Linked DNA regions of Mus musculus: region 2 is linked to region 1. A link is a loop called in an ENCODE intact Hi-C map of the cell type or tissue named here. Cell type or tissue: heart. All regions are shown on one strand. Links, peaks and the distances in the headings refer to the core of each region. The heading gives the core; the rest is flanking DNA.

The links. Hi-C counts contacts between places; a loop is a spot of excess contacts. Peaks named below come from ENCODE experiments on the same cell type or tissue, not always from the same donor. Only the 100,000 strongest peaks of a DNase experiment are listed, where the experiment ranks them.
Region 2: a loop joins it to region 1, with 3 times the contacts of the local background. A loop is called at or near these places in 25 of 42 quality-filtered maps.

The regions. Positions count from the first base shown.
Region 1 is chr3:101,810,734-101,815,108 of GRCm38, reverse strand. Mab21l3 (mab-21-like 3) reads left to right here. Exons shown (of 7, transcript NM_172295.4): 7 at 1-2,033. The coding sequence ends at 90. Among named protein-coding and RNA genes, the nearest start is that of Gm33381, 15 kb to the left of the region's middle. In heart, for the core only: a CTCF peak has its summit at 2,308 (motif pointing right); a DNase peak (open chromatin) is centred at 2,318; H3K27ac peaks cover 614 bases.
Region 2 is chr3:101,316,686-101,321,060 of GRCm38, reverse strand. No RefSeq gene overlaps it. Among named protein-coding and RNA genes, the nearest start is that of Gm32803, 22 kb to the right of the region's middle. In heart, for the core only: a CTCF peak has its summit at 2,754 (motif pointing left); no DNase peak of the experiment used is centred there.

The DNA of each region.
Region 1 (4,375 bases), core at 157-4,156:
CTCCTTCAGTCAGCTAACCCAAGCGAGCTGGATGCGGTGGCCCAGAAAGTGGCCTTTTTCCTAAAGAACCCGCAGGTTGAGCTGCCCTGAGCTGGCCCAAGGAACCCTTGTTTCATTCCTTCCTGCTTGACTTTGTTCTCGGGGTGGTTCCTCTGTCAGCTGCCAGGATCCTGTGCTAGAGACAGCCTGCCAATGACAGAGAGAATGAACCAGGCCGTCAGCTAGCTCACCAGAGACAAAACTGCTCCTGCCCCAGGTCATACAAGCATTTCATCTTCCCTACCTCTCCTGGGGACGGCTCTCATCCAGTTTCCCCAGTGACTGATTCTCCATGCTCAGGAGATGGGCTCAGTGCAGGCCAGGCATTAGTCTGCAGATGGTGAATTCTCCAGCTGGCTAGACCAGAACCCATACCATGACAGACAGCCCACCAGTGGCTGGTGTCCTTTTTAACTCTCTGCACCCCAGCTCCAAGCAGAGGCCAGTGGGTCCCGTTCCTCTCTCAAGTGTGGGGAGTCATCATAAGTCTCAGGGAAAGTTCCAGAGAAGGACGCAGCTGGAACTCTACCTGTCGCCTGACTCGTCACAACCCCCTCTGCCACGGTCAAGCCTATAACTTGCTTCCATTTCAGGAGCGAGCTCTGTGCTGTGGCCTGGCATGTCCTTCACATCTGGATGTGAGCTCCATCATTTCACTCCCTCGCTGACACATAAACACTCACTAGGCACTGAGAATACAGGGACGCACAAGACAGACTCACTGGAGAAGACAGAAAGCAGACAGTAAATTGGTAAATTCTGTCACCACACACAGAAGGACGATCCTGAGGGAACGTGTGGACAGCTAAGAGAGACCAGAATGGTCACCTCAGGCAGGCTGGGAGGGATGGGTGGGCAGCTCTGGCTGTGAGAAGCTGGGGTGGAGTCGGTACTATTGTGTCCTGGGATCAAAGGTGCAACATTTACCTCCAACAAGAAGAAAGACTTTGTGGTCTGAAGCACATTTCAGATGATGGCTCTGGTGGTCATGTTAGGAGGGATCCTGAGGTCCCTGCTCTTCACCATGCAGAGACTTCGGAGCCCCACAGCATCGCACATCTGTACAGTCTGGGGATTGTGCTCTAAGAGCGAATGGCTTCCTTTGGCATGTTTTTAGTGCTTCTCAACTCCAGGGAATCCTTTATGAATTTTGAACATTCTTCCCAAATTTGCTTAACAAAGTAATATCCTTAAAAGCACAAACACTGCTTTGGAGGCTCTGAAGAAACCCCACGTGCGGAGGAACGAGCCCGAGGCCCCTGACGTTCTGAGCATGCGCCCTGCCAATGAGCTGCATTGGCTTTTTATTTAGAGGCTGGATCTCACTAAGTTACCCAGGATGGCTCTATTTTTTTATTAGTTTTTTATTAGAATATATTAATTATACATAATGATTGGTTTCATGTGATATTTTCATGCATGTATAAAATTTTGTGTATGAGTGTGTGCGCATGTGTGTGAACCAATGACTTGTATACGGGTTTCATCCAGGAACATGGATAAGGGACTAGTTACAGAGAATGGGCACCTTCTAGTGGCTACACCACTGAAGAAAGTGCCATTAATGGCTTATAAAGCATCAGGGAGAGATGGGGCCTTGTTAGCATTCTCCACCTGTGACAGAATGGTGACAGTCCAATTGTGTTTGAGTGAGCACGGCCTCTGAGCGTTCAATAGTGTCATCACTACGTTATAGCTGGAGACCGCAGTCCACAACCCTTCACCCTATCCATCAGCCATTCTTCCCCCCCATTCCATGACATTTCCAAGGCAAAAGCCTAAGACGGCTTTGAACTCACTCTGTAACTCAGGCAAGCTTTGAATTAACTTGCAATCCTCCTGCCTCTGCTTCCCAAGTCGCTGGAATGATAGTCCTGTACCACCACTTCTGATTCCGATTTGGTGAAAATCAATATTATTTTTATTCAAAAGTGCTGCAACAAAATAGTAGAAACCCCAGATTATCAGTCAGTAAATCAAAGTTTTAAACGGTTGAAAATGTGTCTTATGTAACCAGATGACTTTCCCCCCCTTGGAAGCACGAAAAAAGCAAATGCGATGTTAAAGCACCAAGACTTGCCTTCTAGTCATGGAGCTGAAAGATTACAATATGCAAAAGGGAGGCTGGACGTGCTGTTACTTAAAAACTGTGTGAAGTTTAGAGAGGAAGACCCACAGGCCTGTGAGACCAAGTGTTTTCCATTAGAGCTGTGCACTGTGGAAGTTGTAGGATGTTCTGTGGATTCCTGGCTGTTCCTACATCTGGCCAGCAGAGGCCAGCAGGCACTCACAAATGAAAAGAGCCAGGCCCTATGGGGCCTTCATTTTCAGGACTGTTAGTCTAAAAGGCAAACCAACCCAGCTTCCTGCAAACTGGTGGGTTTCCCCTGATGCTAAATTGCTGACCTTTTCTAGCGCCTCAGCTAAAGCTCCAATCTTTGCTCAATGCTGAGCTGTGAAAGGAGAGCCTGCCGAGCAGCCCCACCTGGACACCGCAGATGGCCAGCTTCAGCGCCAGTGTTTTTGAGGCTGGATTGCACAGTGCAGTGCAACAATGTCTGATCACAGCGCTCCTTAGCTTTGGTCAGTTTCTGTCGTCACTTTTACAATAATAAAGACCTGTTTGTGTGTCTCTGTGTGTGCATGCCACGTGCGTGCAGGTGCCTGAGGATTCCAGAAAGAGGGCACTGGATTCCCAGCACGGAGCCACAGGCAGTTACACACCACTCCACATGGGTGCTGGGAACTGAACTCCAAAGGACCTTTTCCATCTCCTGCCCACATCCAATAACGGGGCTATGCTTGCTCAGGGAATGGTAGGCCTTCAGATGAGCCTGACTGTGTGCCTCTCACCTGCAATGCTGGGTGAGCTCATGGCCTTCTCCAGTTGCTTGGCATCTCTGGGTCTCCAACTTCCCCGTCTCCCCAAACAGCTGCTGGAGCATAAGTCATATCCTCCCCAGTTCACTGCCTGAAACCCTAATCCCCCCATAGCCCACAAAGAAGCTGTTAAAGAGAGGAGGAAGTTAAAGTGCTGTTGCCTTAATCCAGTCTGGGTGGTGTCCTCAAAAAGGGACTAGGGTTCACAGAAGGGACACTAGAGATGAGCCAACGGGAGAGACGAGCCACTGGATGCCAGAGGACAGCAAGGACTCATTACAGAGACCACAGAATTTAGCCCTGCCCATACCTTGACCTTGAACTTGTGACTTCCAGACCCTCAAGAAAATAAATGTCTTTAAAAAAAATTCTCCCTAGAACATTGAAATCAATAAAGGGGACAAATAGATATGGAAACCTAGTCCTTGGTACAGGGTGATTTCTGTGGAAATATTTGTCATATCAGTGTCTTCTCCTCCCTCATGGTCTGCCACGCCTCATAGCCACACCATCCCAAACACACTCTTCATAACAATTAAAAAAAAAAAAAGCCATGGATGGTGAACGATGTAGCTCAGGGATAGAGCACATGTAAGCTGCTTTGAAGTTTTAACTTATTTTTCATATTAAATTCTGGAGTGTTTGATTTTAAAAAAAAAAAAAAGAATATAGGTAGGTCTATAAGAGAAAACAGTATAAGTGATCTAAACTGCCACTATAGAAAAGGTGTTTGCTGCGGAGACCCCCGTGGTTTCCACCAGAATGGGCAATTAACAGGACTTAAGAAAATGGTGTTAGTCAGAAACAACAGACCTATGGTGGATAGTAGACCCCATGGGTTTTGAAGTTTTAAAAATGCTATTCCTGACAAACACAGTGAGTTGTGCGGTGGTTTAAATACATATGCCCACCTTGGGCTTATATGTTTGAATACTTGATCCCCAGTTGGTAGGACTGTTTGAGAAAGATTAAGAGATGTGGCTTAGCAGGAGGAAGGGTGTCTGTCACTGGGGAGAGCTTTGAGGTTCCAGAAGCCCACCCGTTCCCAGTTAGGTCTTTCTCTGCCTCCTACTTGCAGTTAAGGATGTGAGCTCTCAGCTACTGCTCCAGCGCCATGCCTGCCTGCCTGCTGCCATGCTCCCTACCATGATAGCAGGTGCTGGGCTCTAGTCATGAGCCCCAAAGTAAACAGCCCCAAAGTATAAGTTGCTTTTGGTCATGGTCCTTTGTCACAGCCATTAAAAAGTAGCCAAGGAAGGTTGCTTGGTTAGGTTCACATTCTTAACCACAGAGAAGATCTGAGAGACCCCAATCTCTCCACGTTCTAGGTGGACAACTTTTAAGTCAGCATTTCCTCATTGTTCGATGTACATGCCAAGAAGATATGTAAATATAAATTTGAAGTTCAATAAATGTCAGGTCACCTGGTCACATGCTGCTTAACACTTCTGTATTT
Region 2 (4,375 bases), core at 257-4,256, 490 kb after region 1:
TCTAGACTAAAGATGACTTCCTGTGTCCCGAACAGCGTGCTCTGTGTATATTTTTGTTCATAACAACAAGATCCATGATACAGGATGCTGGGGAACCACCCAGATTGGATTCCAGTCGCTGCCTTCTTTGTGAGCAAAAGGGATGCAGTTGAGGTTTCTCCTCTTCCCCTCCTCCTCCCTTGCCTCCTTTTCTTTGGCACAGGGTCTCCCTGTGTAGGCCAGGCTGTCCTTGAGTTCACGGCTCTTCTGCCCTAGTGTCTGGGATGCTGGGATCACACATGTGCAGTACCACCTGATGCAGGTACAAATGGCAGTTTCTCCAGCTTTCTACCTGTGTGGTTCCCAAAGGAAACAGTAGGTCCCAGCACCTTCTGTGAAGAAACAGCTAACGGTTTGGAAGGAGCCTCTTATCAGAGAGGGTGTCACGTTTATTGAGTGTTGAGAGATTTTGGCCAGGTGAGTACAGAGTTGCATCATCTTCGAGGGAGCATGGCAAGCCGAGCTGACCCACGCCAGACCCAAGAAAAGATTCTGAGTGCAGAAGAGAGATGGACAGGGGTTCTCAAAAATTCAGAGCAGCCACTTCATAAATCCTAGGGCATATGGATGGATTGTTTAAAGGGGGCTTTATATAAAAGGACGCCGTGATCAGTAGGAGCCAGTGAGAATTCCTAATACTAGAGTAAATTAACTTCTTTTTTTTTGTTTGTTTTTGAGAAGATGATCATACTTCAGGGATTCTGACAGTGTTCTTGCTTCAAAGAAGGGCACAGGCCTGCTCTCTCCATCTCTGGCTATTTAGTAGCCAGAAGAGGGGTGTTTCTATTCACCCCTCACCCAGGCTTAGCCAAGGAATTGCCTTGGCTAACGGAGCATGCGTGGAGGTCGCCTGTTTCACCTGGTAACCAATGGCTTTAAGAGGTACCACGAGAGGCCAAGTCCTGGATGCGATATCCTCTTCAACCTGGATGCTGGGATGAGAAAATATGTGGAACAGAGTCATTGATGCCAATATATATCAGGGGCAGAAATAAACTGGTTTCATAACGAGTGGCTGGCATTTGGGTGGCTATTGCCACCAATAGGGAGTCCAGCTCTTGGACATCCCTGAGAAATCTAATGACACTGGTCCTGGCTTCCAGCCTCACTCACACCTGCCTGTTTGCCCTTCTCACTACACTACCTTCTCACTACACTACAGATCTCCCTGTGGCCTTCTCTAGCCCCTGGGATGCAAATCGCCTCTCATAGCGTGCATGGTTTGGGAAGAAGGGCTATCTCAGTCCTTTCCCAGCTTTCATGACTCAGCATGGTTTGGGAAGAAGGGCTATCTCAGTCCTTTCCCAGCTTTCATGACTCAGTGCTGGAAGCCTAGGTTCACTCCTGGCTCAGCTCAGGATTTTTGCCCATCCTGAGAGGCCTCCTTCTCATCCTCAGCTGGCTACTGTTCCGCAGGTAGGGATGTGATAGAAATGAGCCTTTTGAGTTCTGCTGTTGGCAGCATATATTCAGAGTATAGACACTGACAAGTGTGGGCTTCTAAGTGTGTTCAGCAAAACAAGAACCCTGGGAATCTACTGATGCCCTCAGGCAGGTAGATACAACCCCGCTGCTAGCATCTCAGCCATTCTGACTAGGTAATGTCAGCCCCAATCATCTAAAACCAGTCCAACTGTCCACAACCCTGCCACCCCTCAGTGCTTATGTTACAGAGTGAGACCTGGTGTTTGGAGAACCAAACTGCATTGGTTTCAGTTGGACCTTACCATTCCAGGCATACTCAAGGACCAGTGTATTGCCACAGCTCATCAGAACTGCAACATCTCTCTGCATGGTGAGAGAAGGTAGGACACAGGGCTCCGTCAGTCTAAAGATTTGATGCTTCAGGTTCCTGTCTTCTGGGGCTCACCGTGTAGAAAACCAGACCCAGACAACACCCAGGCCTTACCTGATGCAGAAAGGAAGAAAATGGTAAAAGGTGCAGGCTCCGCATGGCTGGCATTAGCCCGTGTGGCATGAGCTGTCTTGCAGCAGTTTGGCTTGGGATCAGAACCACCCGCAGGCATGTTGATGTACCTGCCTCACCTGGCCTCTAATCTCACCTCCAAGCCAGGTCAGTTTACAAGCTGCTGTCAGAAGGAGCCCTGTAAAGTGCACACATGTTCTGAGTTGGCTGGCTTGGACCACTCTTGTTCAGTTCCCACTGCTTTCAGGATGGCGTTCGGGTAACAAGCAAGTCTGTTCATGACCCAGGCCCCACAGGTCTTTCTGCCCTCTCTGCCACTCCCTCCTGCCCTGAGTTCACACTGTGGATGACTGCCTGGGTTCTTCCCACCCACCAGGCTGCAGCATGTCACCTGCCCTTCCTTCTGCCAGGAAGACCTACCTCTTCTGGGTTCTTCTGCCAAGTGTTGTCTCTTTTGGCTAGCTTCCACTGGCTCCTTAGGTGAATTTTTATGCCCAGCCCTGAGCTTCAGAGGAACTGGGTTTTCTGGGTTACACAGAAGTTCTAACAATACTCTGGCTGTTACTGTCCTAAATCTCATCTGTCCAGAACCTGGAAGGCCAGGGCAGCTCCTGCCTCTGTGTTGTCTATGGTATCAAATAGCAGTCAGTTCCAGGGCTAGAGAGACAGCTCAGTGGTTAAGAGAACTTAGTACTTTGGAGATGCAAATTCTGTTCCCAGAACCCACGTGGGACAGTTTACCACTGCCCATACCTCCAGCTCCAGGGGATCTGGCACCCTCTTCTGGCCCCTGTCAGTACTACACCCAGGTACAAGCACACATGCAGATGTCCACGTATACACATAGTTGCAGACATCCACATATACACATAATTAAAACACGAAACCTTTTTAAAAAGACGTGTTCATTCTGTTCTATGTGTATGAGTGTTTCGCCATATGCATGTATGTACATCACATACGTTCCTGGGGCTGGTGGCTGCCAGAAGAGGGTGTTAAATTCCTAAGAACTGTTGTTCTAGATGGCTGTCACCATGTGGGCACTGGGATCTGAACCTGAGTCCCCTGCCAGAGCACCAACTGCTCTTAGCCACTGAGACATCTCTCTATCCCTCAAAATAATATCTTATAAGTCAATAATGGTTAGGAGCTGGAGAGCTGGCTCAGTGGCCAAGAGCACTGGCTGCTATCCGAAAGGACCTGGATTAAATTCCCAGCACCCACAAGGGTACTCACAACTGTCTGTAACTCCAGTTGCAGGGGATCTGACACCCTCCTCTGGCCTCTGAGGACACTAGACTCACACGTGGTGCACAGACACACATACCAAATCCCGCACAGCTTAGTCCTGGCACCCTGCCTGGTAGAGAAGGAACGATAAAAGACAAACTCTAAAGAAATGGCAGACATCCTTCTTAGAATTGGGAACAAAACACCCATGGAAGGAGTTACAGAGACAAAGTTTGGAGCTGAGACGAAAGGATGGACCATCTAGAGACTGCCACACCCGGGGATCCATCCCATAATCAGCCTCCAAACGCTGACACCATTGCATATGCCAGCAAGATTTTGCTGAAAGGACCCAGATATATCTGTCTCTTGTGAGACTATGCTAGTGCCTGGCAAACACAGAAGTGGATGCTCACAGTCAGCTATTGGATGGATCACAGGGCCCCCAATGGAGGAGCTAGAGAAAGTACTTAAGGAGCTGAAAGGGCCTGCAGTCCTATAGGCGGAACAACAATATGAACTAACCAGTACCCCTGGAGATCGTGTCTCTGGCTGCATATGTAGCAGAAGATGGCCTAGTCGGCCATCATTGGGAAGAGAGGCCCCTTGGTCTTGCAAATTTTATATGCCCCAGTATAGGGGAATGCCAGGGCCAAGAAGTAGGAGTGGGTGGGTAGGGGGGTGGGGAGGGGAGGGGAGGGCATTTGGATAGCATTTGAAATGTAAATGAAGAAAATACCTAATAAACAAAAAATAAAAAATAAAAATCTTCTTTTAAAAAGGATATAGACAGGTATGAAATTGTCTAAAAAGGAATAAAATATATTTTAAAATATTAAAAAAGAAGAAGAAGAAGAAGAAGAAGAAGAAGAAGAAGAAGAAGAAGAAGAAGAAGAAGAAGAAGAAGAAGAAGAAGAAATGGCAGACATGCATACAGAAAAACTGAGGTCAGGTAGGCTGTGCACACTCTGATAGAGTGAGTCTACGAGCTACTATAACAACCCAGAACCTCACTACATTTATTATCTAGAGCACGGGAGAGGGGTTAGTTACGGTTGGTAGGGGGTGTCTATAGGCAAGCAGTCTCAAGGCTGTAAACACAAGGGAGGAGGAAGCTGAAGTTGCCAGGTTTTGTACACACGAGTCACATATTTGGGTAAAGGAAGGCTTTGCCTTTCC